Regions from separate parts of the Homo sapiens genome. Here region 2 is linked to region 1. A link is an interaction called in ENCODE POLR2A ChIA-PET data of the cell type or tissue named here. Cell type or tissue: B cell. All regions are shown on one strand. Links, peaks and the distances in the headings refer to the core of each region. The heading gives the core; the rest is flanking DNA. Region 1 holds the start of PTAFR (platelet activating factor receptor). Region 2 has its middle 11 kb from the start of MED18.

Evidence for each region. ChIA-PET counts read pairs that join two places held together with the same protein. Peaks named below come from ENCODE experiments on the same cell type or tissue, not always from the same donor. Only the 100,000 strongest peaks of a DNase experiment are listed, where the experiment ranks them.
Region 2: POLR2A ChIA-PET joins it to region 1 with 10 read pairs; 5 of 35 experiments call an interaction of 5 or more read pairs at or near these places.

What each region holds. Positions count from the first base shown.
Region 1 is chr1:28,168,040-28,183,050 of GRCh38, reverse strand. PTAFR (platelet activating factor receptor) reads left to right here and starts at 6,361. Exons shown (of 2, transcript NM_000952.5): 1 at 6,361-6,459. RefSeq lists enhancers at 11,517-11,566, 11,577-11,646, 11,687-11,796, 11,837-11,886. In B cell, for the core only: a CTCF peak has its summit at 6,253; DNase peaks (open chromatin) are centred at 5,790, 6,340, 7,760, 10,230 and 3 weaker places; H3K4me3 peaks cover 3,774 bases; H3K27ac peaks cover 1,564 bases.
Region 2 is chr1:28,310,981-28,325,991 of GRCh38, reverse strand. No RefSeq gene overlaps it. Among named protein-coding and RNA genes, the nearest start is that of MED18, 11 kb to the left of the region's middle. RefSeq lists an enhancer at 11,855-12,355. In B cell, for the core only: no CTCF peak of the experiment used is centred there; no DNase peak of the experiment used is centred there.

The DNA.
Region 1 (15,011 bases), core at 3,016-11,015:
AACACAAAATTGAATTTCTTTAAAAAACAAACAGCAAAAAACCCTTTCTTAATTATAAAAAATTGAAAACCACCGGGCCTGGTGGCTCGCACCTGTAATCCCAGCACTTTGGGAGGCTGAGGTGGGTGGATCACTTGAGGTCAGGAGTTCGAGACTAGCCTGGCCAACATGGTGAAACCCCATCTCTACTACAAATACAAAAATTAGCCAGGGATGGTGGCAGGTGCCTGTAATCCCAGCTACTTGGGACATTGAGGCAGGAGACTCACTTGAAAGCGGGAGGCGGAGGTTGCAGGGAGCCGAGATCGTGCCGTTGCGCTCCAGCCTGGGTGACAAAAGTGAGACTCCGTCTCAAAAAGAACAGAAAACATGTGCAACAGTACATTTAAAGGTATAATGGATCCTCATGTACCCTTAGCCAGCTTCAACAATTATCAGCACACTTTTTTTTTTTTTAAGAGACAGGGTCTCACTCTGCCATGTAGGCTGGAGTGCAGTGGCATGATCATGGCTCACTGCAGCGAATTTTAAAAAGTTTTTGTAAAGATGGAGTCTGGCTATGTTGTCCAGGCTGGTCTCAAACTCCTGTCCTCAAGTGAGGACCACCTGGACCTCCCAAAGTGCTGGGATTATAGGTATAAGCCACCATGCCTGGCAATGCTCAATTTCCCTCCCTCCCTCCCTTCCTTCCTTTTCTCTCTCTCTCTTTCTTTTTTTGACAGAGTCTCACTCTGTCACTCAGACTGCAGTGCAGTGGTGCAATCTTGGCTCACTGAAATCTCTGCCTCCCAGGTTCAAGCGATTCTCCTGCCTCACCCTCCTGAGTAGTTGGAATTACAGGCATGTGCCACTATGCCAAGCTAATTTTAGTATTCTTAGTACAGACGGGGTTTCACCATGTTGGCCAGGCTGGTCTCGAACTCCTGACTTCAAGTGATCCACCCACCTCGGCCTCCCAAAGTGCTGGGATTACAGGCATGAGCCACTGCGCCTGGCCCAATTTCTTTCTTTTTTTTCCCTTTTGTTTGAATCAGGATCCGAGAAGATTCATGTAGCAATTGGTTGCTATGTCTCTTAATTCTCTTTATTTAAGTAGTTAATTTATTTAGAGGTGAGTTCTCACTGTGTTGCCCAGGCTGGTCTCAAACTCCTGTGTCAAGTGATCCTCTCACTTCGGCCTCTCAAGGTGCTGGGATTATAGGCATGAGCTCCTATGCTTGACCTCTTAATTATCTTTTAATCAATAGTTTCTCCCTATATCTTTTTTTCTTGTTTAGAATTTATTTATTTATTTATTTTTATTTTTTTGAGATGGAGTTTCGCTCTTGTTGCCCAGGCTGGAGTGCAATGGTGCAATCTCGGCTCACCGCAACCTCCGCCTCCCAGGTTCAAGCAATTCTCCTGCCTCAGCCTCCCGAGTAGCTGAGATTACAGGCATGCACCACTATGCCCGGCAATTTTGTATTTTTAATAGAGACGGGGTTTCTCCATGTTGAGGCTGGTCTTGAACTGCTGACCTCAGGTGATCCGCCCGCCTCAGCCTCCCAAAGTACTGAGATTACAGGCGTGAGCCACCGCGCCCGGCTAGAATTTATTTATTGAAGAAAGCAGGTTGTGTGTTCCATATGTTTCTTATCATGTGCGTTTGTTGAGTGCATCCCTATGATCTGTTTCCTTCTGTAACAGGAGTAAACTAGTGATTAAACTTGCTGATTCTGTTTCGGTTTCCTTGGCAAGACTGTTTTATAGGTGGTGTTGTGAATTGTACGTGCTCAAACACAACTTCATAGAAAAGTTTTCAAACATACACAAAAAGAGAAGGAAGAGTACAAGAAATCCTTGTGGTAGTTTCCTGTGGCTGCTATAAGAAGTTACCACAAACTTAGTGGTTTCAAATAACACACGACCGGGCGTGGTGCTCACACCTGTAATCCCAGCACTTTGGAAGGCGGAGGAGGGCGGATTGCTTCAGGTCAGGGGTTTGAGATCAGCCTGGACAACACAGTGAGACTGAGATCGCGCCACTGCACTCCAACTTGGGAGACAGAGTGAGACTCCATCTCAAAAAAATAAATAAATAAAAATCAATCAATCAATAAAATAAATATTTTGCCACATTTTCTATTTCTCCCCTCTCTCCCTTCATTCCTCTTCCTTTCTTTTTTCTTCATACTCTGTATCCATCCTTCTTTATTTCTTCTCTTTTTCTTTACTTTCTCTCTCCTTCCTTTCTTCTTATTTTGCTGTAATATTTTAAAGCAAATTCCACATATATGGACATTTTGTTTATAACTGCAACACCATTATCTCTTAATGCTATTATCAATAATTCCTTAGAATTATCTAAAATCCTGTCCATATACCAGTTTCTGTGATTTTCTCAGGTATGTCTGTCCTGGATATCTTCTGCTTTCTCCTCCAGACCCACTGTGGGATTGGTGATGCATGCCCAGAGTACACTCCACCCTTCTTCACCCACCTCTTGCCCCGGAGGCTGCCCTGTATGGACCACATTAATGGTTCCTTTGTTTCTGGTTGGGGTCAGCCAACTGGCGGTGCCGATAAGATGTCAGAGGATGGGAGAAGAGAAAGGTTTGAGTATTTATTTCCTGGTTCCCTCCCTGCCTGTTGCAGGCTCAGCTGCAACTTCTTTTTTATATATATATATTTTGAGACAGAGTCTTGCTCTGTCGCCCAGGGTGGAGAGCAGTGGCTTGATCTTGGCTCACTGCAACCTCTGCCTCCCGGGTTCAGGCAATTCTCCTGCCTCAGCCTCCCGGGTAGTTGGGATTACAGGCGTGAGCCACCATGTCCATCCTCTTAAATCTCTTTTAATCTGGAACAATCTCCTCCCTGTTTCTTTTGTGCTTTTATTTCATTTTATTTTTAACTTTTGTTTTGTTTTGTAGAGACAGGGTCTCCCTGTTTTGCCCAGGTTGGTCTCAAACTCCTGGGCTCAGGGGATCCTTCCGCCTCAGCTTCCCAAAGTGTTGGGATTACAGGCATGAGCCACTGAGCCTGGCCCTCTGTTTGTTTTTGTGTTCAAGCGGTTGATTTCTGGAGAGAACTGGCTCCATTGTCCAGTAGAATGTTCTATATTTTGGAATTGGTTGATTGCTTCCTTATGAGGTCCTTTAATTTATTCCTCTGTCCCCTATATTTTCTGAAAACTGAGGTTAGACCTAAAGGCTTGATTAGATTCAAATTTGGACATATTTTCTTTTTTTTTTTCCACCCAGGCTGGAGTGCAGTGGCACCATCTTGGCTCACTGCAACCTCCGCCTCCTGGGTTCAAGCAATTCTCATGCCTCAACCTCCCAAGCCACTGGGATTACCAGCGGTAATCAGCAGGTGTGTGCCACCATGCCTGGCTCTTTTTTTAATTATTATTATTTTTAGTAGAGACAGGGTTTCACCGTATTGGCCAGGCTGGTCTTGAATTCCTGACCTCAAGTGATCTGCCCGCCTCAGCATCCCAAAGTGCTGGGATTACAGGCGTGAGTCACTGTGCCCGGCCAAATCTGGACATATTTTCAAGTGGAGCCAACATAATTTGCTAACAGAATGGATGTGGGGTGTGAGAGAAAGAGTTGAACTCAGTTTCCTCATTTGTAAAATATTGATAGTAATATCTACCTACCTACCCTGCTTATTGATAATCTCAAAAGAGGTGCTGATCTGCAGTTGCCACATGCGCGCATGGAAGGGACTATACTGGAAGGCAGGCCGAGCCAACAGTTCCGGACCTTGAGCCAGGCGTCCTGGAGACTCTGGGCAATGGAGGCTGGTTGATCCCGGAGGTCCCTCCCAGGCTTGCTGTCCCTCCTGGAGGGTGGTGGCTGGAGGAGGGCTGAGGTGAAACTGTTTTGGAACCAAGGATCTGGGCTGGGGAGCAGAGTTGAGGCCTTGCCTTTTAGGTGAGCAGTTTGCATGAAGGCTAAGTTCATGTACAGACCATGTCCTCATATTTCAGGGCACTCGAGGCTCAAAAAGCCTGTAAGGGAGACAAGAAGAAATGATCAAACTGAGCCTGTTTCTTTTCTTTTTTTTTTGTTTTAAATATGAAGATGGGGTCTCACTATATTGCCCAGGCTGGTCTCGAACTCCTGGGCTCAGCAATCCTCCTGCCTTGGTCTCCCAAAGTGCTTGGCCTGAGCCTGTTTCAGTGTCCCTGGCAGGACATGGGGATTGGGAGAGTGTGTGCGGTGCGTGAGTGTGGAGCAGTATGGACGCATGAACTCGAGGAAGGAGATGAGCCTGGCAGGTGTGAGTGAGGGGAGACTGGGCGTGAGTGTGCAGGTGAGTGGAGGAACACAGTGTGAGTGGGCATCTTCGCATGAGAGTAGGCGCTGAGTGTATGCGAGTGTGCAAGTGTTATGTGGTCTGAGTGTGTCTGCCTGTGTGTGATGGGGGGCTGGAGGTGGAGGAGGGGGCAGATGCTTGGCTCTAGTTCTACATGACTGAGGCAAATGTTAAAAGTGGTTTGTTCTGGCCAGGCGCGGTGGGTCATGCCTGTAATCCTGGCACTTTGGGAGGCTGAGGTGGGCAGATCATTGGAGGTCAGGAGTTCAAAACCAGCCTGGCTAACATGGTGAAACCCCGTCTCTACTAAAAAGACAAAAATTAGCCGGGCGTGGCAGTGCTTGCCTGTAATCTCAGCTACTCCAGAGGCTGAGGCAGGAGAATCCCTTGAAAGTGGGAGGCAGAGGTTGCAGTGAGCTGAGATTGCATCACTGCACTCCAGCCTGGGAGACAGAGTGAGACTCTGTCTCAAAAAAAATAAAAAATAAAAAAATAAAAAAAGTGTTTTGTCCTTTGAGAGCCATTTTTGGCTTTGATAAGGGACATTAGGAGGAGGAGCCTGGCCCAGATACCCAGAGCGGAGCTGAGACTGGATGCTGATGCAGGCCCCCGACTCTCCTTATACCTGCCTTGCTGTGGGACCCTGGTCCTGTCGGGACCTCAGTTTCCCTCTCTGTGTAGGAGGTTGTTGGGTCGGCTGATGTATCTGAGGGACTTGCTTCTTTAGACAGGGTCCACCCCAGTGCCTGGTGCCTGGGGGTGCTCAGATGGTGCTTGTTGGTTGGTTGAAGGAATGAGTGGGTAAATGGACTGGAAACTGAGGCAGATACTCTGGCTCACCTCTCACTTATGCACACGGGATGCCCCCACCAGCTCACTTTCACACATACCCTCACACCTACACTCAGAGATTCATGTGCATTCACCATCGATTGTCCACCCCTCTTCACCTGCATGCTCCCATGAACTCATACGCTGCCAACCCACACCAGCCTGGGTGAAAAAAAAAAAGAAGAAAGTATGTCCAAATTTGAATCTAATCAAACCTGTTTTCAGAAAATACAGGAGACAGAGGAATAGATTAAAGGACCTCACAAGGAAGCAATCAACCAAGTCCAGAATATAGAACATTCTACTGGACAATGGAGCCAGTTCTCTCCAGAAATCAACCGCATGAACAAAAAAACAAACACAGGGCCAGGCTCAGTGGCTCATGCCTGTAATCCCAACACTTTGGGAAGCTGAGGCGGAAGGATCCCTTGAGCCCAGGAGTTTGAGACCAACCTAGGCAAAACAGGGAGACCCTATCTCTACAAAACACGGTCTCAGGGAGCTTCCACCTCCACCCCCACAGATCTGTTCCCATGGGGTTTCTGGGCTCAATGTTTCTTGGTCTCCAGGGAGGCCCTGCCCTGTCATGCCCCTGACCACAGTGGCTCTTCCGAGCTCCTCTCTTCTCCCTCCACTTTATATCCCAGCGGGCATTCTCTTTCCTCCACTCCCCTTCTTTTATTTTCTCTCTCACCCCCATCCAGAGACGCACAGACCCAAATGTGCACAGGCACATGCTCGCTGTCTGTGTCTTGTCATCTCGTCTTTTGTCTTGGATCTTACCTTGTCTTTGTCCCTGAATCTCCTTGTTCCTCTCATCTCTCCCGGTGTTTACATCTGTCTTTTTCCCTGAGCCTCGCTCCCTCCATCCATTCCTCCGCCCTCTCATTTTTTTTCCCGACTCCCTCCTGCCTCCTCCCTTTCTCCTTTGATTTTCCTGGTCCCTCATCTCTCCTCCCTCCTCTTTCTCACTCTCATGCTCCCTTTTTCGCTCTCTTGAGTACATGCACTTGCTTTCTCTCTCTTGCTTTTCCTCTTTCTCACCTTAGCTCCTGGCCTCGGGCGCTGTCTACACCCCACCCCATCCCTCGCTCTTTGAGAAGCCTCTGTGCAGTGCCCAGGTCCTGGCGGCCCAGCTTGGAAGTTCCTGTGGTACCCCTTGAGAGGCCCTAGGGCCACAGCATTTCCTCCCAGGGGTGACTTGGTAGTGATACGCTCTGTTTCTTCACTTCTGCAATTGCCAGACAGCATAGAGGCTGAGGCTGGGGCCAGGACCCAGACAGAGACACACGGTCACTGCAGCTGAAGCCGCTGCCCCTGCTACAGGTAAGGGGGAATCCTGGCCCCTGCTGGGCAAGGGGGAGGCATATAAAAATGTCCTCAGGAGGCAAACCAAGGTCATGCCCCCAGGCTGCACCTAAGCAGATGGGTGCTTCTATTTCTTTTCTTTTCTTTTTTTTTTTTTTTTTTTTTGAGACAGGGTCTCTCACTCTGTTGTCCAGGCAGAAGTGCAGTGGCGCGATCATGGCTCGCTGCAGCCTGGACCTGCCAGGCTCAGGTGATCCTCCCACTTCAGCCTCCCGAGTATCTGGGACTAGAGGCATGCTCTACCACGCCTGGCTAATTTTTGTATTTTTTGTGGAGACGAGGTCTTGCCTTGTTGCCCAGACTGGTCTCTAACTCCTGGGCTCAAGCAATCAGCCTGCCTCGGCCTCCCAAAGTGCTGGGATTGCAGGCTTGAGTCACTGTGCTCGGCTGCTTCTGTTTTTAAGGGATTTTTCTGGCACCTTTCTCAGGCCCAGAGTCTCATGTTTAGAAATAACTTCTAGTGTCCAAACATTCCTGGAGAACCCAACACCCAAGTTTGGCTTTTCTGAGGCTGGGGCAGTGCTGACCCCAGAGATCCCACTGGGAGGTGTTGATGGTGGTGATGGTGGCAGTGCTGACCCCAGAGACCCTACTGGGAGGTGGTGATGGTGGTGATGGGGGCAGCTTGGATCTCAGGGAGCCAAATGACATCTACTTGACTAGCTGTGTGGTCTTGGCCAAGTTACGCTCCATCTCTGTGCAGTTTTCTAAATTGTCAAATAATGATAATCCCATCTCCCCCACAGAATTGTCGGGTCATATAAAGGATCTGGTACAGGGCGGGGTACTTAGGAACTCACTAAATGCTAGGTTTGCGGGGTGGGGAAGGGGGTGCTGAAAATAACCAGGTTCTTATACACAGGGCCAAGCCCACAAACAATAGCCCCTATCAGGTCCCAGGTGCTGGGGACAGGGCCCAGGCTGGCACCCACCGTCCTCTGCTTGCAGGAGGTCCAGACATGGGGCTGTGCACTCACTCACTTGTGAAATATGACAGAACCAGCAGGCTCTCTCCCCACACCTCTGGCTGCTCTCCTTTAGCTCTGACTGAATACCCAGCTGTGTTCCAGGTGTTTGGGGTGGTGTGTGTGTTGGGGGAGGCGGTAGGGGTGGGAGGTGTGTTGGGGAGTGCTAGAGAAGCAAAAGAGACACCACTATCTTTAGGTGCTGACAAACCGCCGGAGAAAGAGTTCAGCCCCTTAGATGACTGGGTCCTGGGCCTCAGGTGGGCATCCGGGGTTTCGATCTCAGCTCCTGCTGACAAGCCGGGGCCTTGAGTTGTTCGGAAGTTCCACTTTCCTCCTTTGCAGATTGCAGGTTAAAATACTGACCTCTGTGGGCCGGGCATGGTGGCTCACGTCTGTAATCCCAGCACTTTAGGAGGCCGAGGCGGGTAGATCACGAGGTCAAGAGATGGAGACCATCCTGGCGAACATGGTGAAACCCCATCTCTACTAAAAATACAAAAATTAGCTGGGCGTGGTGGCGGGTGCTACTCGGGAGGCTGAGGCAGGAGAATTGCTTGAACCTGGGAGGCGGAGGTTGCAGTGAGCTGAGATGGCGCCATCGCACTCCAGCCTGGGCAACAGAGCGAGACTCCGTCTCAAAAAACAAAACAAAACAAAACAAACAAACCACTGATCTGTGAGTTTGCAGGGAGGATGAAGTAAGAGTTGGGATGGGGAAGTGCTTTGTCAATTGGAAAATGCTGCGCAAAGGGGACTGATGAATTCCCTCTAATGCTGACTCTGGGATTCCTGCTGTTAAACGCCTTAGGGATGAGGAAACTGTTTTGTTCACTGTTGTATCCTTTATCCTTAGCACAGGGTTTGCAACATAGCATATGCTTAGAATATGCACAGGACAGATGAATGATGAAGCGGTTTTTGCAGTTGGAAGGGAACGGACGGTGAGCCAGAGGCCCAGTATCTGGTCCCAGCTCTGCCCCTGACACTGTGTTCACCTTGGGAAAATCCTTTCTCATCTCCGGGCCTCAGTTTCCCCATCTGGTCATTGAAGGAGTAAGGAATTCACAGTTTATGCTATCAGTGACAAAATGTGCCTACAGGACTGAGTTTTCTCTGACTGGTGGTGGGAAGCAGGTATGAGGAGAGGCTGGGATCTTATTGTCCTTTTACAGGGAGCAGAGATTCCCCACTTCCCACCCCAGGCCTGTGAAGGAGGCCTTGTTGAAGAGGATGGCATTCTCTTTCTTGGTGGCATCCCCCACTTTCCTGTTCTGATCCCCTAGATGGGTGGAGGCTTGGACCTCAGAGAGGGCAACAGTGGAGCAGGAGCCGGCAGCACCCCTTGATGGGCCTAGGGGTGTGTGTCTGGGTCGGGAGCAGAGCCAGCTCCCAAAGGGCAAGTGCTGGGACCCTGCTGCAGCCCCCTCTCTGACCACCCCCTCTTGGGCTCCTTGACAGCATGATGAGAGCGGGGAGAAGCCTCTGGTGTGTCTTTGTGTGTGCATGTGTGTCTGTGGTTATGTGGGGTGGACAGGGAGCTGGCTCTGGCTATGTCTACATGTATCTGGAATGATGGGCCGGGAGCATATCCGGGCTGCATGTGGCCTGCTCCAGCCAGACAGCTCCCCTCCCAGGAGCAGATGGCCAGCAAAGCCAGCTGAGAGGCTGATATGCCTCTGTGTGTCTTTGGCCGAGGGGAATCACAGCCAGATTCTGTGTGTGTATTTGTTTGTGTGTTTGTGTGTGAGAGAGAGACAGAATATGCAGGGGGAGGATCACCACTCAGCCACCCCTCCCCACCCCCTTGGTTCTGTAGGTGGGAGATCTTCAGGGCCTGGGTTTGGAGTTGAGCTTGGCTGGCTAATGGGAGAAGCATGTCAAAACCAAATTTGTGCATACCCCGCCCCCCCTCCTCTTTTTTTTTTTCTTTTGAGACAGAGTCTTGCTCTGTCACGCAGGCTGGAATGCAGTGGCGTGATCACACCTCACTGCAGCCTCGATCTCCTGGGCTCAAGCAGTCCTCCCACCTCAGTCTCTCGAGTAGCTGATACTGTAGGTGCACACCATCTTGCCTGATTAATTTTTGTGTTTTTGTTTTTGTTTTTGTTTTTGTTTTGTTTTGTTTGTTTGTTTGTTTTTTGTAGAGGTGGGGTTTGACATGATGCCCAGGCTAGTCTTGAACTCCCGTGCTCAAGCAATCCGCCTGCCTTGGCCTCCCAAAGTGCTGGGATTACAGATGTGAGCCACCATGCCTGGCCTACACCCCCCGCACACCCCCCCCCCTTTTTTTTTAAGAGACACAGTCTTGCTCTGTCACCCAGGCTGAAGAGCAGTGGCATGATCGTGACTCACTGCAGCCTTGAACTCCTGGTCTCAAGCTATCCTCCAGCTTTAGCCACCCAAGTAGCCAGGACTACAGGCGCATGCCACCATGCCTGGCTAATTTAAAAAACTTTTTTTTTTTTTTTTTTTTTTTGTGGAAACGGGATCTTGCTATGTTTCCCAGGCTGGTCTTGAACTTCTGGCCTCAAGCCATCTCCTGCCTTGGCTTCCCAAAGCGCTGGGATTACAGGCGTGAGCCACTGCACCCAGCCTGCACTACCTTTCACAGTTCATAAAGTCCATTTCAATGTACCAAGTGCTTTACTGTTTACCCAAAACTGTCACCACCAATAATCTCACTTCCTTTTTTTTTTACAACAATGCTTTGAGATAAGCGAGGCACAGGCACCGCATTTTGCAGATAAAAACCCCAAGGCTCAGAGCTGGAATGAGGCTCAGTCAAGATATGTGGGTGAGTGGCACAGCTGAGGCCAGAGCCCACATCTCCTGGTTTCGGTTCCTATGCTTTCTCTCCGGCTAACCCCGGTTGCTTCTAGGAGAGAATGTGTAGCTGGCTTAGTGCATGGCCAGTTTGGTTGCTTCTTTATTCACTTATTCAACAAACATTTTCTGAGGACAGCAGGGAAGGGAGTTCACAGTTATTGAGTAAATTGCTTCACTCAGCTCTCACAACCACCCCGTGAGGAAGGTTTTATTACCATCATTTTGCAGATGAAGAAAAGGAGGCTGGGAGAGCCAAGGATCACGCAGCAAGGAAGAAACAGACCCAGGTGCAGACTCAGGTCTGTGTGACGCCAGGGCCTGTGCCCAGCCCTGCTTTTTTCCCTGGACGGGGTCCTGGACTGGCCACGAGGACACCAGCAGGACTCAGGAACTCCCAGGCTGGGAAGATGTCAGCGTGATTCCTGGTATAACAGAGGCATGGCTGTGTGCGGTGGCTCATGCCTGTAATCCCAGCACTTTGGGATGTTGAGGTGGGTGGATCACCTGAGATCAGGAGTTTGAGACCAGCCTGGCCAGCATGGTGAAAACCTGTCTCTACTAAAAATATAAAAATTAGCCAGGCATGGTGGCATGCGCTTGTAATCCCAGCTACTTGGAAGGCTGACACATGAGGATCGCTTGAACCTGGGAGGCGGAGGTTGCAGTAAGCTGAGATTGCATCATTGCACTCCAGCCTAGGTGATAGACTGAGATTCAGTCTCAACCCCCCACCCCCGCAACACACACACAAAAACCAGAGGCATAACAGAGGCATGATGTGCCCAGTGCTGGGGCAGCCCAGAGGAGATGGTTCCTCCCTCCCTCTTCCTGGCCCTGTCCTGGAAGCAAAATTGGATAGGGTAACTCACAAACAGATACCACCTGGGTATCTGGGAGCCAGGAGGAGAGACCCAGGCCAGACTTGGGGTTTCCTAGGCCAACTGAGCAGAGGCTGAGTCTCCTCAATGTAATATACATATCTGGGGCCAGGATGAGGTCCCCAATGAGAAGGAACACTGGGTAACTCTGACTGGTACCCAGATCATCCTCATCCCTCGTGCCCTAGACCCTGTCCGTAACCTCTCCCAGACATGGTGCTTCATTCATCAGCCAATAAATGTGCATGGTCCCTTGCGCTGGGAATTGTAGGGAGCCTGGCACAGAATTCCCCAGAGGTCAGGATTTCTCCTCCCTTAATTCGTCGCTCAAATCCTTCTGCATCTTGGAGAAATGGTATTGAAACCACTCTGTGAGAGGTAACATTAGAGGGTGTGGTCGGCACGGCCAGGTCAGGGCACAAATATCAAGCAACAGGGCATGTCAGAACAGGAAGTAACTCATGTATTGAGTACCTTCTATATGCCTAGCACTGTAGAGGTTGTCTGTCTTCAACATCAGGGCTATCCTGTGAGGTCAAGTTTTTTTTTTTTTTTGAGATGGAGTCTCGGTCTGTCACCCAGGCTGGAGTGCAGTGGCACAATCTCAGTTCACTGAAACTTCCCCCTCCCGGGTTCAAGTGGTTCTTCTGCCTCAGCCTCCCATGTAGCTGGGATTACAGATGTGCGCCACCACACCCAGCTAATTTTTGTATTTTTAGTAGATATGGGGTTTCGTCATGTTGGCCAGGCCAGTCTTGAACTCCTGACCTCAGGTGATCTGCCTGCCTCGGCCTCCCAGAGTGCTGGGATTACAGGTGTGAGCCACCCCACCCAGCCTAATTTGTATTAATTATTTATTTATTATTTTTATTTATTTTTTGAGATGGAGTCTCGCTGTTGCCCAGGCTGGAGTGCAGTGGCACAATCTTGGCTCACTGCAGACTCTGCACCCCGGGTTCACGCCATTCTCCTGCCTCAGCCTCCCGAATAGCTGGGACTACAGGCGCCCACCACCTTGCCCAGCTAATTTTTTGTATTTTTAGTAGAGACAGGGTTTTACCGTGTTAGCCAGGATGGTCTCGATCTCCTGATCTTGTGATCCGCCCGCCTTGGCCTCCCAAAGTGCTGGGATTACAGGCGTGAGCCACCGCGCCGGGCCCTTATTTTTATTTTTAAGAGATAGGGTCTTGCTCTGTTGCCCAGGCTGGAGTGCAGTGGTATGATCATAGCTTACTGTAATGGACCCAAGTGATCCTGCAGCCTCAGCCTCCATAGTAGCTAGGACTGCAGGCATGTGCCACCATGCCTGGCTAATTTTTTTTTTAATTTTTAATTTTGTAGAGACAAAATTTGGTTATGTTGCTCAGGCTGGTCTTAAACTCCTGACCTCAAGCAATTCTCTTACCTCAGCCTCTCAAAGTGCTGGCATTATAGATGTGGGCCACCTTTCCAGCCTCAATGTTGATGCTATTCCCATTTTATAGATGAGGAAAGTGGGACTGGCCCCAGCGAATCTAAGAGCTGGGAGTGGCTAGAGCTGGGGTGTGAGAGTTTGGAAGCGAAGAGTGAGGGACACTGTGACTGTGTGTGTACAGAGGCTCACCTGTCTATTTAGTCAGTATTTCTCATGTGTTTGCTATGTAGGAGGCCCTGTGATGGGTATTGGTGATATGCCAGAAGCCTTGGCCCTTGGGAATTCCCAGTCCAAAAGGAGAGAGAAATCAACAGCTATGATAATGCAATGTGATAGATTGTTATGGGAACTTGAGGTGGAATTTCCAACTCTGTCTGGGGTAGGGAAGTAAGAGTAACAATAGCCAACATTCAATGAGCTCTCACTGTAGACCAGACCAGGCATCTTCTTTTTTTTTTTTTTTTGAGATGGAGTCTCGCTCTGTCGCCCAGACTCCAGTGCAATGGCGTCATCTTGGCTCACTGCAATCTCTGCCTCCTGGGTTCAAGTGATTCCCCTGCCTCGGCCTCCCGAGTAGCTGGGATTACAGGCATGCACCACCATGCCTGGTTAATTTTTGTATTTTTAGTAGAGATAGGGTTTCACCATGTTGGCTAGGCTGGTCTCGAACTCCTTACCTCAAGTGATCTGCCCGCCTTGGCCTCCCAAAGTGCTGGGATTACAGGTATGAGCCACTGCGCCCAGCCCTGATAAGGACTTTATACACATTATTTCATTGACTCTTCACACCACTCTGGAGAGGTATGTGCCTGGGTATTATCAGCTCCATTTTCAGTGAGGGACCTGAGAATCAGAGGGAGGACATGCTTGGCTGTGGTTCTGTGGTAGGAAGTGAGAGAGGTAAGATCTGAACCCAGGTTTGTCTGACTACAGAGTCTGACTCCAGAGTCTGTGCTCTTAACCACTGTTCTCTAAATACTGTACATCCTTTATTTCGCTTGATGAAAGAGATGTGGTTTACAAATGAGGCCCGAAGGCGGCAAGCAGTTTTACCAAAGGTTGCATAGCTTTTAAGTCATAAACTGAGTCATATGACTCTAACTTAAAAATACACAATGTACTTTCAAATTTGTCGTCTCTTAGGCCCATTGATTTTTTTTTTTTTTTTACTGTGGTGAAAACCGTAACATAAATTTACTCTCTTAGCATGCATTTTGAAAAATTTATTTTATAGAGACTGGGGTGTTGCTATGTTGTCCAGACTGGTCTCAAACTCCTGGGCTCAAGTGATCCACTCATTTTGGCCTCCCAAAGTGCTGGAATTACAGGCCACGTAATTCCAGCCATGTGCCTGGTCCCTGTTAACATTTTTAAAGTGTATAGTTCAGTCATGCTACCTATATTCACATTGTTGTATAATAGATCTCTAGAATGTTTTCTTTTCTTTTCTTTTCTTTTTTTAAATCCTGCGAGTGCCAATAGAATGTTTTCAACTTGGCTGGGCGCAGTGGCTCATGCTGGTAATCCCAGCACTTTGGGAGGTCAATGAGGGTGGATCGCTTGAGGTCAGGAGTTCGAGACTATCCTGGTCAACATGTTGAAACCCCGTCTCTACCAAAAATACAAAATTAGCTGGGTGTGGTGGTGCATGCCTGTAATCCCAGCTACTCGGGAGGCTGAGGCAGGAGAATCGCTTGAACCCAGGAGGCGGAGGTTGTGGTGAACCAATATCATGCCACAGCACTCCAGCCTGGGTGACAGAGTGAGACTTCATTTCAAACAAACAAACAAAAAAGAATGTTTTCATCTTGCATGACTGAAACTCTACATCTGTTGAACATCTCTCTATTTTCCCCTCCTCCCAGCCCCTGGCAACCACCGTTCTACTTTTGGTTCTATGCGTTTGATTACTTTAAATGTCTCATATAATAAGTGGAATCATATAGTATTTGTCTTCCTGTGAGCTGGCTTATTTCACTTAGCAGAAATGTCTTCAAGATTCATCCATGTTGTAACATGTGTCAGAATTTTCTTCCTTTGTAAGGCTGAGTAATATTCCATTGTATGTATATACCACATTTTGCTTATCCATTCATCTGTCCATGGACATGTTAGGTGTTTCCACGCTTGATGATTGTGAATAATGTTGCTATGAATATGAATGTGCAAATGTCTTTTCAAGATCCTGTTTTCTGCCGGGCGCGGTGGCTCACGCCTGTAATCCCAGCACTTTGGGTGGCCGAGGAGGGCGGATCACGAGGTCAGCAGATTGAGACCATCCTGGCTAACACGGTGAAACCCCTTCTCTACTAAAAATACAAAAAAAAAAAAAAAAAAATTAGCCGGGTGTGGTGGCGGGCACCTGTAGTCCCAGCTACTCGGGAGACTGAGGCGGGAGAATGGCGTGAACCCGGGAGGCGGAGC
Region 2 (15,011 bases), core at 3,292-11,291, 140 kb before region 1:
CTCACTGCAACCTCCGCCTCCTGGGTTCAAGCTATTCTCCTGCCTCAGCCTCCCAAGTAGCTGGATTACAGGTGCATTCTATTTTATTGTTTTCACTCTTTTTTAAATTCATTTTTTCAAAATTATTTTTTTCATTTTTCGGGGGAGTCACTGGATCTGTGAATGTATTTTGTGCATGGCTTATCTCCCTGGATAGATTGTAAACATCTTGAAGTGAGGAATCATATATATATACACATATACACACACACATATATATATATACACACACATATATACACATATATACACATATATATACATATATAAAAATGTATATCTACACATAAATATATATATATATATATATTTTAAACAGTCTCACTCTGTCACCCAGGCTGGAATGCAGTGGCGCCATCTTGGCTCACTGCAACCTTCGCCTCCTAGTTTCAAGTGATTCTTGTGCCTCAGCCTCCTGAGTAGCTGGGATTACAGGCGTGAGCCACCACGCCTGGCTAATTTTTGTAGTTTTAGTAGAGATGGGATTCACCATGTTGGCCAAGCTGGTCTTGAACCCCTGACCTCAGGTGATCTGCCTGCCTCGGCCTCCCAAAGTCCTGAGATTACAGGCGTGAGCCACCGTGCCCAGCCCCAGCCTTTTTTTCTTTCCTTTTTTTGTAGAGACAGGGTCTCACTATATTGACCAGGCTGGTCTCCAACTCCTGGGCTCAAGAAATTCTGCTGCCTAGGCCTCCTAAAGTGCTGGGATCATAGGTGTGAGCCACAACACCAAGTCAATATTTTTTTATATAGAGTACTTGCTGAAATGATAATATTTTGGATACTGGGGTTAAATAAAAATATTTTATTACATTTAATTTAACTTGTTTATTTATTTTTATTTATTTGTTTTGTTTTGTTTTGTTTTGAGACGGAGTCCTGCTCTGTCGTCCAGGCTGGAGTGCAGTAGCGTGATCTTGGCTCACTGCAACTTCTACCTCCCAGGTTTAAGCAATTCTCCTTCCTCAGCCTCCCCAGTCGCTAGGACTACAGGCGCCCGCCACCACATCTGGCTAATTTTTCTATTTTTTAGTAGAGACAGAGTTTTACCATGTTGGCCAGGCTGGTCTTGAACTCCTGACCTCAGGTGATCCACCTGCCTCAGCCTCCCAAAGTGCTGGGATTACAGGTGTAAGCCACTGAGCCCAGCTTATTTTTACAGGGTGCTACTAGAATATTTATTTATTTATATTTTTATTTATTTGGAGACAGAAGTCTTGCTCTGTCTTCCAGGCTGGAGTGCAGTGGCACAATCTGGGCTCACTGCAACCTCTGTTTCCCAGACTCAAGCAATTCTCATGTCTTAGCCTCCTGAGTAGCTGGAACTACAGATGCATGCCACCATGCCCGCCTGATTTTTTTTTTTTTCTTTAAGTAGACCAGGTTTCACCATGTTGGCCAGGCTGGTCTCAAACTCCTGTCCTCAAGTGATCCTACTACCTGGGCCTCCCAGATTGCTGGTGTGAGCCCCCATGCCTGGCCTAGAATATTTAAAAGTATATATGTGACTCACATATTTCTGTTAGACAGTACTGCTATAGGATCTAGATTTGAAGGTGTGGCTTTACAGTCAGACAGATCTATAATTCTGGCAACTGCTTGTGTGGGTCTAGGCAGTTTATTTAACTTCTTAGGCCTTTGGCAGTGCCTGGTATATACTGTATATTGTAGGTATGCAATGAATCAGATTTACTGTTAGGAGAATGGTTTAGGAATTGGGGAATGTTTAATTAGAAAAGACTTACGAAGGGTGGACATGACATCTGTCTTCCAGTATATGAATATATGACAAAGCCAGTGGGGACTGAGGAGAGATGAAGAGGAAAGGGCTAGGGTTAGGGTTAGAGTATATTTAACTCATTTAACTCTCACAACCATGGGGACTTCAGCCCACTTAGCAAATGAGGAAATAGGCTCTGAGAAGTTAAGTACATTGCTGATAAGTGTCAGAGTCAGGTTTAAAAGCCAAATCTGTCTGCCTCCAGAGATTTATTGTACTAAGACTTTGCTCTGTGTTAGTTTGGATTGCTATAACAAGTTACCAAAGACTGGGTGGCCAAAACAACGAATGATTTCACATATTTCCCGGAGGCTGGGAAGTCCAAGATTGAGGTGCTGATAGATACAGTGTCTGGTGAGGGTCGGCTTCATGAATTGCAGATGGCTGCATTCTCATAGCATCACATGGCTGAGAGAAAAATCATCTCTCTTGTTTTTTCCTACAAGGGCACTAATCTCATTAATGAAGACTTCACCCTCACGACCTAATTATCTCCCAAAGGCTCACCACCACATTGGAGGTTAGGATTCTTTTTTTTAAAGGCCCTCCAGGTGTACACAGTGCCTATGTAGTGCTGGGCAAATTTCTACTTCTCCCAGGATTTAGCATATGAATTTTGGGGAGACACAAACTTCAATCTGTAATAGCCTCCTGAAAAAAACTAACTGCTTTTGTATAGTTCCAGAGGACAGGACTAGAATTGTTGGGTGAAAATTATAGGGATATAGATTTCAGCTTAATAAAAGGAACAACTTGTCGCAATGGTGGTGTCCAGTAGTGGAAGGGGGGCCCGGATATGAAGTAGACTCCCTTCCAGTGGAAATACTGAAGGAGAGACTGTGGTAGAAAGAATTATTGGCTGGGCGTGGTAGCTCATGCCTGTAATCACAGCACTTTGGGAGGCCTAGGTGGGCAGGTCACCTGAGGTCAGGAGTTCAAGACCAGCCTGGCCAACATGGCGAAACCCCATCTCTACTAAAAACAGAAAAATTAGCTGGGCATGGTGGCACATACCTGTAATGCGAGCTATTCAGGATGCTGAGGGAGGAGAATCGCTTGAACCTGGGAGGCAGAGGTTGCAGTGAGCCAAGGTGGTGCCACTGCACTCCAGCCTGGGCAACAGAGCGAGACTCTATCTCAAAAAAAAAGAAAAGAAAGAATTCTTGTTCCGAGTGGGAGAGATTGAATTATCATATTTCCTTGATTCCTAGACACTGTCCACTCTAAGTCATAGTATTGATTTAATAACAGAGTTTCAGTCGATTGATAAACACTCTCTCTCTATGTGTGTGTGTGTGTATATATATATATATATATATCTGTTATAAATTGAAGCCCGATAAACCCAGACACAAAATGCATCTTAGAGTTGAGAAAATGCAGTAGTCGAACTTTATGATTTCATAGATACTTAGCCTTAGTAATTCTATGCCTTTGGATTTTTTTCCTATTATGACAACTACAGCATTATTATTAATAGTAATGACCATCAGCAAACACCCAATGACAAATAAGAAATGACACCATTCTTAAGGAGTTTAGTTTGCTGAGAGACAGGTAAAACACCTCATATAATTTTGTGCCTAGTGTTCTTCATTGGGTGCTGACTCAAGAAATTCACCTCCCCACCCCACTGGCTGAATGACAGGCAGCATTAGCCATTTAATTCTCTTAATCTCAAGGCGGGGCCCTAAGAAAGTCTGTTGCAGAAGGGTAATTGGCCTATTTACTTGCTCCCTTCCTCTTAGCCCAGCCAACCCAACTCTAGCCTCTGGTTGACCAGGTGTTGAGGTGCCTTGAGGGGATAAGCTATAATAGTTAATGTATTACATGTATCCATAAAAGATTAAAGATTAGCTCTGTTTTAGCTGAACTGTAACTGTCTGTTTGGGTTTCTCCCCTCCCGGGCTGTCTGGGGAAATCAGTGTTGGTTTTAGTCTGAAGATAATTAACCGATAATTAACCCACTGGGTCTCAAATTTCCTGGACAGCTCCCCTTGAGTGTGTGATTACTGGGTGCCAGGCTCTGTGGTAAGCACTTTCTGTGAATCTGTATTTTTTTTTTTTTTTTTTGAGATGGAGTCTTACTCTGTCACCCAGGTGGATGTGCAGTGGCATGATCTCGGCTCACTGCAACCTCCACCCACCAGGTTCAAGTGATTCTCCTGCCTCCGCCTCCCAAATAGCTGGGATTACGAGCGTGCACCACCACACTCAGCTAATTTTTGTATTTGTAGTAGAGACGGGGTTTCACCAAATTGGCCAGGCTGGTCTCGAACTCCAGACCTCAGGTGATCCACCTGCCTCAGCCTCCCAAAGTGCTGGGATTACAGGTGTGAGCCACCATGCTCAGCTGAATCTGTATAATTCATTTCCTCCTCATACTAGCTCTCAGAAGCAGGTGGTATTCTCTCCATCTCACAGCTGCCAGAATTGCAAGTCTGCTGTATAATCTATGTGGAAGTAAAAGAGTTTGTTTCTGGTCCCCTAAGATCTCATCACAATTACCCCCTTCCTTGGGTCAAATGGTTTTATGCCATTATTTATGCCATCAACTCAAATGTTTTCTGGAGGAGACTCTTTGTACAACCCAGAGGAGAGGAGAAAGCCCAAAAAGACTTCATGGAGAAGCAGAAGGGCAGAGGTTAACACACTAGTGCTTAGGACTTAAGATGGGTCCTGGACATGGTGGATCATACCTGTAATTCCAGCACTTTGGGAGACCGAGGCAGGTGGATCACTTGAGCCCAGTAGTTCAAGACCAGCCTAGGCAACGTAGGGAGACCCCATCTCTACAAAAAATTAAAAATTAGCCAGACATGGTAGCCCTCGCCTGTAATTCCAGCTACTTGGGAGGCTGAGATGGGAGTGTCATTTGAGCCCAGGAGGTCAAGGCTATAGTGAGCTGAGATGCTTCCACTGCACTCCAGCCTGGGTGACAGAGCCAGACTGTCTCAAAAAAAAAAAAAAAAAAGAGAATTAGTGAAAAGAACATTGTAAGGAGAGTTGGCATATTCTCCATATGGGCATAGCAAGCACATTGTGGCACACAATACAGTCAGCACTTACTATGTGCCTGCGGTAGGAGAGGCACCATGCTGAACTTTGGGAATATAAAGAATAACTGGGACAACCTAAACCCCTGCCCTGAGAGAGTCCACATTCTAGTGATAAAATATTAAATAATATTAAAAATGGTTACAAAAGAAAGAAGGTGGAAAATATTTATGATATAATATTAACTACTCAAGCCAGTTACAAATGTACAGTGTGATTTTAATTATATAGAGTCCTTAAAACATCTTTACACAGGAGAAGAAAACATAGCACTCTAATACTAACAATAATTGCCTTTGTTTAACTTTGTTTAATGGGACCAGAGATTATTTTATCTCCACTTGTCTCTGTTTTCCTTTTATTTTTTTTTTGAGATGGAGTCTCACTGTGTCACCCAGGATGGAGTGCAGTGGCGCAATCTCAGCTCACTGTAACCTCCACTTCCAGGGTTCAAGCGATTCCCCTGCCTTTTTTTTTTTTTTTTTTTTTCGAGACAATGTCTCACTCTGTCACCCAGGCTGGAGTGCAGTGGCAAGATCATAGCTCACTGAAGCATCAATCTCCCAGGCTCGAGCAATCCTCTCGCCTCAACCTCCCAAGTAACTGGGAGTGAGCCACCACGCCCAGCCTATCTTCCAAATTTTTGATGAGTGTGGGTTACTTAAAAAGAGTAAAAGAAAATAACCTTTTTTTCCTTTTAAATGAAAAAAAAATGGCCAGGCGCGGTGGCTCATGTCTGTAATCCCAGCAATTTGGGAGGCCGAGGCGGGCCGATCACTTGAGGTCGGGAGTTCAAGACCAGCCTGACCAACATGGAGAAACCCCGTCTCTCCTAAAAATACAAAATTAGCAGGGCGTGGTGGTGCATGCCTGTAATCCCAGATACTCAGGAGGCTGAGGCAGGAGAATCGCTTGAACCCAGGAGGTGGAGGTTGCAGTGAGCTGAAATCGCGCCATTGCACTCCTGCCTGGACAATAAGAGAGAAACTCTCTCAAAAAAAAAAAAAAAAAGCCTGCGCAGTGGCTCATGGCTGTAATCCCAGCACTCTGGGAGGCCAAGGCGGGTGGATCACGAGGTCAGGAGTTCAAGACCAGCCTGACCAATATGGTGAAACCCTGTCTCTACTAAAAATACAAAAATTAGCTGGGTGTGATGGCACATGCCTGTAGTCCCAGCTGCTCGGGACGCTGAGGCAGGAGAATTGCTGAACCCAGGAGGCAGAGGTTGCAGTGAGCCGAGATGGTGCCACTGCACTCCAGCCTGGGTGACAGAGAGAGACTCCATCTCAAAAAAAAAAAAGAAAAAAAAAAAAAAAAAACTTGAAACAAACAAAATGTCCACACACAAGTGGATAAACAAATTGTGATTTATTTCTACAATGGAATACTACTCAGCAATAGAAAAAAACTACTGATGTACATAAGAAGATAGATTAATCTAAACTGAGCGTGGTGGCATGCAACCATAGTCTCAGACATTCTGGAGGCTGAAGCAGGAGGATCCCTTGAGCCCAGGAGTTTGAGGCTGCAGTGCGCTATGATTGTGCCACTGCACTCCAGCCTGGGCGATGGAGCAAGACCCTTTCTCTAAAATAATAATAACAATATTCTAAGTGAAAGAAGTCAGACACAAAAGAATATGTAATTTATGATTCCATCTATGTGATATTCTAGAAGAGATAAAACTAATCTACAGTGAGAGAAATAAAATCGTGCTTGTCTAGGGCAGGAAGTAGGGAGGACTCATTGCAAGGAGACATAAGGGACCTTTCTGGAAAAATGGAAATATTTATATTTTGATTGTGATGTCAGGTGCTCAAGTGTGTATATTTGTCAACACTCATCAAGATGTACATTTAAATAGATACATTTTATTTTATTTTATTTATTTGTTTTGAGATGGAGTTTTGCTCTTGTCACCCAGGCTGGAGTGCAATGGCATGATCTCGGCTCACTGCAACCTCCGCTTCCCGGGTTGAAGCGATTCTCCTGCTTCAGCCTCCCAAGTAGCTGGGATTACAGGTACCCACCACCATGCACAGCTAATTTTTGTATTTTTAGTAGAGACAGGGTTTTGCCATTTTGCCTAGGCTGGTCTTGAACTCCTGACCTCAGGTGGTCCACCTGCTTCGGCCTCCCAAAGTGCTGGAATTACAGGTGTGAGCCACTGCGCCCGGCCTACCCAGATGCATTTTAATTGTATGTAAATGTAAATGTATCTCAATAAAATTGATTAAAATAATGAAAAACATTTATAGTTTTTTTTCTGGTTACAAGAGCATTATGTGCTCATTGTAAGAAATTCAAATGTATTTTATTTTATTAATTATTTATTTTGAAATGGGATCTCACTCTGTCACCCAGGCTGGAGTGCACTGGGCACTGCAACCTCCACCTTCCGGGCTCAAGTGATCCTGCCACTGAAGACTCCCAAGTAGCTGTGAATGGCTGGGCGAGGTGGCTCACACGCCTGTAATCCCAGCACTTTGGGAGGCCGAGGTGGGTAGATCACCTGAGGTCAGGTGTTCGAGATCAGCCTGGCCAACACGGTGAAACCCTGTTTCTACTAAAAGTACAAAAATTAGCTGGGCATGGTGGTGCGTGCCTGTAATCCCAGCTACTCGGGAGGTTGAGGCAGGAGAATCGTTCAAACCTGGGAGGCAGAGGTTGCAGTGAGCTGAGATCACGCCACTGTACTCCAGCCTGGGTGACAGAGTGAGAATCCATCTAAAAAAAAAACCCAAAAAAAACAAAAAACAAAAACAAAACAAAATACCAAGTAGCTGGGGACACAGGCACCCACCACCATGCCTGGCTAATTTTTTCTATTTTTGGTAGAGATGGGGTTTCACCATGTTGCCCAGGCTGGTCTCAAACTCACAAGCTCAAGCGATCCTCGCGCCTTGTCCTCCCAAAGTGTTAGGATTACAGGCATAAGCCACTGTGGCAGGCCTAGAAATTCTAATATTTTAGAAGAAAACTCTAAAATGTACAAAAAAAATACTTTTTCCATTTTGAGAAATTAGAAAGTCACTACAATTCTAAGCACAGGGTTTGGTACACAGTAAATATTAGTAAATAAAATAACAGAGTAAGAGTAGGAGAGATAATCCCATCAGGAAGCAGAGAAGAATGAATAGACTGGAGTGTCCAGAAATCCCAGGTTTCTGCAGAAATCTAGAAGTCCTGCTAGAGGATAAGATTGTCAGTTGTGGCAGACAGGTGTGTGACTTTGACAGGTGGGAGAGAAGTGAGAATGGAGGTTAGACAGGTGAGCTCATAAGGAATCAGTGTTTGAATGGCTTTTCTACAAACTCTTAGGATTCTCTTCTCTCATTTCCTAGGGGGAAAGAGTGAGAATGTGAGGCCAGCGTGGCGGCTCATGCACTTTGGGACACCGAGTAGGGAGGAATGCTTGAGCTCAGGGGGCATTTGTTTGTTTGTTTGTTTGTTTTTGAGTCTGTCATCCAGGCTAGAGTGCAGTGGTGCGATCCCAGCTCAATGCAACCTCCGCCTCCTGGGTTCAAGTGATTCTCCTCCCTCAGCCTCCCCAGTAGCTGGGACTATAGGCACACGCCACCATGCCCGGCTAATTTTTGTATTTTTAGTAGAGAGGGGGGTATTGCCATGTTGGCCAGGCTAGTCTTGAACTCCCGACCTCAGGTGATCCACCCGCCTCGATCTCCCAAAATGCTGGGATTACAGGCATGAGCCACCATGCCTGGCCGAGCTCAGGAGTTTGAGACCAGCCTGGGCAACATAACAATAACTCATTTCTACTAAAAATTAATAAAAATTAGCCAGGTGTGATGGCACATGCCTGTAGTCCTAGCTACTTAGGAGGCTGAGGCAGGAGGATCGCTTGAGCCTGAAAGATAGAGGCTGCAGTGAGCTTGATCACGCCACTGCACTCCAGCCTGGGCAACAGAGCAAGACCCTGTCTCAAAACAAACAAACAAAAGAGAGTGAGAATGTGTCAGGACAAAAATGACAAAAGTCATAACGGCAAAGGAAAGCTAAGAATATGAATGGGCGTGGTGACTCGTCCCTATAATCCCAGCACTTTGGAAAGACGAGACAGGTGGATTGTTTGAGCCCATGAGTTCAAGACCAGCCTGGGCAACATGCCAAGGCCTCGTCTCTACAAAAAATACAAAAATTAGCCAGACATGGTGGTGTATACCTGTGGTCCCAGCTACTCAGCTTCCCAGCTGAGACAGGAGGATTGCTTGAACCCGAGAGGTCAAGGCTGCAGTGAGCTGTGATGGTGCCACTGCATTCCATCCTGAGCAACAGAGTGAGACTCTGTCTCAAAAAATAAAATATGCCAGGCACGGTGGCTCACGCCTGTAATCGCAGCACTTTGGGAGGCTGAGGTGGGTGGATCACCTGAGGTCAGGAGTTCGAGACCAGCCTGGCCAACATGGTGAAACCCCATCTCTACTAAAAATACAAAAATTAGCCAGATGGCCAGAGGTGGTGGCTCATGCCTGTAATCCCAGCACTTTGGGAGGCCCAGGTGAGTGGATCACCTGAGGTCAGTAGTTCGCGACCAGCCTGGCCAATATGGTGAAACCCTGTCACTACTAAAAATACAAAAAAATAGCCTAGCGTGGTGGTGGGTGCCTGTAATCTCAGCTACTGGGGAGGCTGAGGCAGGAGAGTTGCTCGAACCCGGAAGGCAGAGATTGCAGTGAGTCAAGATCGCGCCATTGCACTCCAGCCTGAGCAACAAGAATGAAACTCCGTCTCAAAAAACAAAACAAAACGAAACAAAAAAAATTAGCCGAGCGTGGTGGCAGGCGCCTGTAATCTCAGCTACTCGGGAGGCTGAGGCAGGAGAATTGCTGGAACCCAGGAGGCGGAGCTTGCAGTGAGCCGAGATTGTGCCACTGCACTCCAGCCCAGGCGACAGCAGCAAGACTCCGTCTCAAAAAAAAAAATAATAAAATAAAATAAAATAATGAAAAGACAAAATCTAAGACTAAATAAAGGGGGAAGGCTGGGCGCAGTGGCTCACGCCTGTAATCCCACCACTTTGGGAGGCTGAGGCGGGTGGATCACTTGAGGTCAGGCATTCAAGACTAGCCTGGCAAACATGGCGAAACTCCGTCTCTACTAAAAATACAAAAAATTTGCAGGCATTGTGGTGGACGCCTGTAATCCCAGCTACTCGGGAGGCTGAGGCAGGAGAATTGCTTGAACCCAGGAGGCAGAGGTTGCAGTGAGTCGAGACTGCGCCATTGCACTCTAGCCTGGGCAACAGAAGGAGACTAGGTTAAAAAAAAAAGGGGGGGGGGGCGGGAAGTGGGCATAGCTGCTTGGCAATGACCAAGCCAACCACAGAGCTAATTCTCAACATTGTTGTCCTTCCTGCTTGGCCGGAATATTATTGACTAATTCCACCTGCTTGTCCTTAGCGAATAGAATTATATCAGTCAGCAATTATGTACCAAGAACCCATAGAAAGGCCCACATTGGCATTATTTGTGGATGCAAAAACAGTTGAAGACTCAAGTCCCAGCTCCCATTATAATGGGAAAAAGCGAGCCAGTAACATCGGGTCACCAGGTGCTTTTCATTCATCATTTCAGTGCATTCTCCCACCATCATGGCTAGGAGAGGAGAAGCAGTATGGCGAAGGGCAAAGAGGCAGACATGCCTAGGCTGAGACAGCAGCTCCACTTCCTATAAACCGGGTGGCCTCAAGCAGTGACATCGTCTTCTAGGTCATTATAAGATAAAGAGGAAATGTAGATGACGCACCTAGCACAATGGTGTGTACTGTGACTGGGTTGCTGGTACTATGGTCATCCCAATTTCACAGATGTGGACATGGCTCAGTGGAAGTCACAACAAAGTTGTCATGTGCAAGAGCTGCAGCTTGCTAATCCCAGCACTTTGGGAGGCCGAGGCGGGCGGATCACGAGGTCAGGAGATCGAGACCACGGAGAAACCCCGACTCTACTAAAAATACAAAAAAATTAGCCGGGCGCGGTGGCCGGCGCCTGCAGTCCCAGCTGCTCGGGAGGCTGAGGCAGGAAAATGGCGTGAACCTGGGAGGTGGAGCTCGCAGTGAGCCGAGATGGCGCTACTGCACTCCAGCCTGGGCGACAGAGCCAGACTCCATCTCAAAAAAAAAAAAAAAAAAAAAAAAGAGCTGCAGCTTGCTAGGAAATCTCCTGCTGTCTGCTCTTCCCCCAGAGGAAGTTCAAGAGTGGGCTGTACGGGAAGCAAAGACCACACTCTAGGCGTGACTGAGGGAAAGGCCTTCTGCGTAAAATCTTAGGACCATAGACTTAAAGGCGAAAGAGGCCTCCAGCCTCATTAGTCCAGCTTCCTATCTCCCACCCCACAGAACGGATGGGGAAACCAAGACCCACAGAGTGACCCACAGAGTGGAAGGGACTTGCCTAAATTACTCAGCAGGGAATTACAGGCCCCGAGCCATAGCCAGACTTTTCTCCTGAACATTTCCTTCTGAACCCACACTCTTTAGTCATACAGACTTAGGGTTGATTCCTGACCCTGCGCTAACCAGCTGTGTGACTTTGGTGAGTGACGTAACATCTCTGATCTTCAGTACCTGCATTTGTAAAATGAAATAATAGCATCTACCTCACTGGTTTGCTATAAAGATTAAATGATACAGGGCATGTAGGATGCACAATAATTTAAATATGTATGTAGTTCCCATCTTACAGATGAGGAACTGGAGCTTGTTGAAACTTCCCTTGGCTCAGGATAATACCTCAGGTTAAAGAGAGAGCCTACAAGAAGAGAAAGAAAACTCGGGTGAGAACTGGATGGGTACAGGTGAGCCAGGCTCCACCTTTCTGTCCAGGAGCTCAAGGTGACATGGGCCACCCAGTGACCTTTCCTGCCTCTGCTGCCTCAATGCACAGACAGGTTGGTTGTGAAACACCCCTGGGCGGTGACTCAGCCTGGAGGCCTGCTCTGCTGGTCAGCGCGGGCAGGCTGGAGCTGTTTGGTTGAGCCTGGAAAGGACAACATGTCTAACAAACACATTGCTTGTCAAAGCTCTGACGGGGGTGCCAAGCACAGACTGTGAACTCTGGTCCTTGAGGCATCACAGATGACTGAAGTGGGGTGCCTAAGTTGCATGCAACATCTCCTGGTTGTTGTTCTGGTCTAACAACCTTCCAGGGCCAATGTCAGGAAGAGGGTAATGTTTTAGAGGCTGGGGAGCTCCTATTTCTCAAGAGGCAGCTTGGCACGGTGGCCAGGACCTGGGCTTTTGGCATCCATATCATGCAGACCTGAGTTCACATCCTGGCTCTGGCTTCTCACTGGCTATAAGACTTTGGGCAAGTGGCTTAATCCTTTCAGATTTAAACTTCCTTATTCTATAAAATGCCCACCTTTTTATTTTTATTTTATTTATTTTTTTGAGACAGGCTCTTGCTCTGTTGCTCAGGTTGGAGTGCAGTGGCGCTATCTTGGCTCACTACAGCCTCAACCTCCCAGGCACAAGCGATCATCCTACCTCAGTCCACCCCCTGAGTAGCTGGGACCACAGGCATGTGCCACCAAGCCTGGCTCATTTTTTAATTGAGATAGGATCTCCCTATGTTGCCCAAGCTGGTCTCAAACTTTTGGACTCAAGTGGTCCTCCTACCTCAGCCTTCTAAAGTGCTGGGATTACAGGTGAGAGCCACTGTGTCCAGCCAAAATTGTCTTTTAGAGATAAAAGATGTAAAATTCATGAAACATAGAAACTCTTCATAAACAATTATTAGAATCCTGCGCCCAAATCTGCCCCTTCCTTCACTCCAAATGGAAATTGCCCCTCCTGGCTGGGTGCGGTGGCTCATGCCTATAATCCCAGCATTTTGGGAGTCTGAGGCAGGCGGATCACCTGACATCAAGAGTTCAAGACCAGCCTGGTCAACATAGTGAAACCCTGTCTCTACTAAAAAAATACCAAAACTTAGCCAGGCGTAGTGGCGAGTGCCTGTAATCCCAGCTACTCGGGAGGCTGACAGGAGAATCGCTTGAACCCAGGAGGCGGAGGTTGCAGTGAGCCGAGATCACACCACCGCACTCCAGCCTGGGCAACAAGAGTGAAACTCCGTCTCAAAAAAAAAAAAAAAAAAGAAAAAAGAAAAGAAATAATAAATTGCCCTTCCTGCTCTCTTGCTATTGTAGTGTACTTTCTCATTCACCCAGAGGTAGTAAAAAAACCACCCATTCCAGGCCGGGCGCGATGGCTCATGCCTGTAATCCCAGCACTTTGGGAGGCCGAGGAAGGTGGATCATGAGGTCAGGAGATCGAGACCATCCTGGCTAACACGGTGAAACCCCGTCTCTACTAAAAATACAAAAACATAAGCCGGGTGCGGTGGCTTATGCCTGTAATCCCAGCACTTTGGGAGGCTGAGGCGGGTGGATCACGAGGTCAGGAGATCGAGACCATCCTGGCTAACACGGTGAAACCCTGTCTCTACTAAAAATACAAAAAATTAGCCGGGCGTGGTGGCAGGCGCCTGTAGTCCCAGCTATTTGGGGGGCTGAGGCAGGAGAATGGCATGAACCCGGGAGGCGGAGCTTGCAGTGAGCAGAGATCCTGCCACTGCACTCCAACCTGGGCGACAGAGCAAGATTCCGTCTCAAAAAAACAAAAACAAAAACAAAAAAACATTCCCAATGGTCTTGAGGTCTAATAACAACAACAACAAAAAGCAACCAGCACGCACTTATATATATATATTTATGGATAAGTACAAAAAATAAATCCTGTTTTGCATCCCAGAACTCATTGTTCAGTATGAGTTTGTTTTTTTTTTTTAATTGGCTGGGTATCGAGGCATGTGCCTGTAGTTGCAGCTGCTCAGGAAGGGGAGGCAGAGGCAGGAGGATCGAGCTCTGGAGTTGGAGGCTGTGCTGAGCTTTGATGGCACCACTGTACTCCAGCCTGGGCAACAAAGACAGACCCTGTCTCTTTTTTTGGGATGGAGTTTCAGGCTCTTGTTGCCCAGGCTGGAGTGCAATGGCGGGATCTCGGCTCACCGCAACCTCCGCCTCCCAGGTTGAAGCGATTCTCCCGCCTCAGCCTTCCAAGTAGCTGGGATTACAGGCATGTGCCACCACGCCCAGCTAATTTTGTATTTTTTGTAGAGATGGGATTTCTCCATGTTGGTCAGGCTGGTCTCAAACTCCCAACCTCAGGTGATCTGCCCGCCTCGGCCTCCCAAAGTGCTGGGATTACAGGCGTGAGCCACCATGCCCGGCCGACCCTGTCTCTTAATAAAAAAATGTTGATTCTAGGATTGTAGAATAGATAATTTAAAAGCATAGGATATGAGGGAAAACCTCAGCTATATTAATTTTGTATTTCAATTTCATGCTGACTTGATACATAAGATGGCTTTTTGTTTTAAAGGCTTTTATCTTGAGAACACGATATCTGGAGTTAAAGGTATTGGCATATTCCACACATCTGTACTTATTCTTGAGTGTGATTGCTTAGGAATGAATATGATTTAAACTCATTCATGTTTAGAGAGGGTGTCAAATTGAGAACCAGGAAGATCCACGTACGCTAAAAATGACCCTAAAGTAAGTTGGTTAAAAAATTAGATTCCAAACATTCTTGGTGAATTTTGAAGTCTTCTTCAGTGTACCCATATTATTATTATTATTATTTTTTTTTTTAATTTTTTTTGAGATGGAGTTTTACTCTTGTCACCCAGGCTGGAGCACAATGGTGCAATCTCAGCTCACTGCAACCTCCGCCTCCCAGGTTTAGGCGATTCTTCAGCCTTGCCTGCTGAGTAGCTGGGATTATAGGCATGTGCCACCATGCCCAGCTAATTTTTTTTTCTTTTTTTGAGGCGGAGTCTCGCTCTGTCACCCAGACTGGAGCGCAGTGGCGCAATCTCAGCTGACTGCAACCTCCACCTCCCAGGTTCAAGTGATTCTCCTGCCTTAGCCTCCTGAGTAGCTGGGACTACAGACTCCCAACACCACACCCAGCTAATTTTTGTATTTTTAGTAGAGACGGGGTTTCACCATGTTGGCTAGACTGGTCTTGGACTCCTGACCTCAGGTGATCCGCCTGCCTTGGCCTCCCAAAGTGCTGGGATTACAGGCGTGAGCCACCACGCCCAGCCTA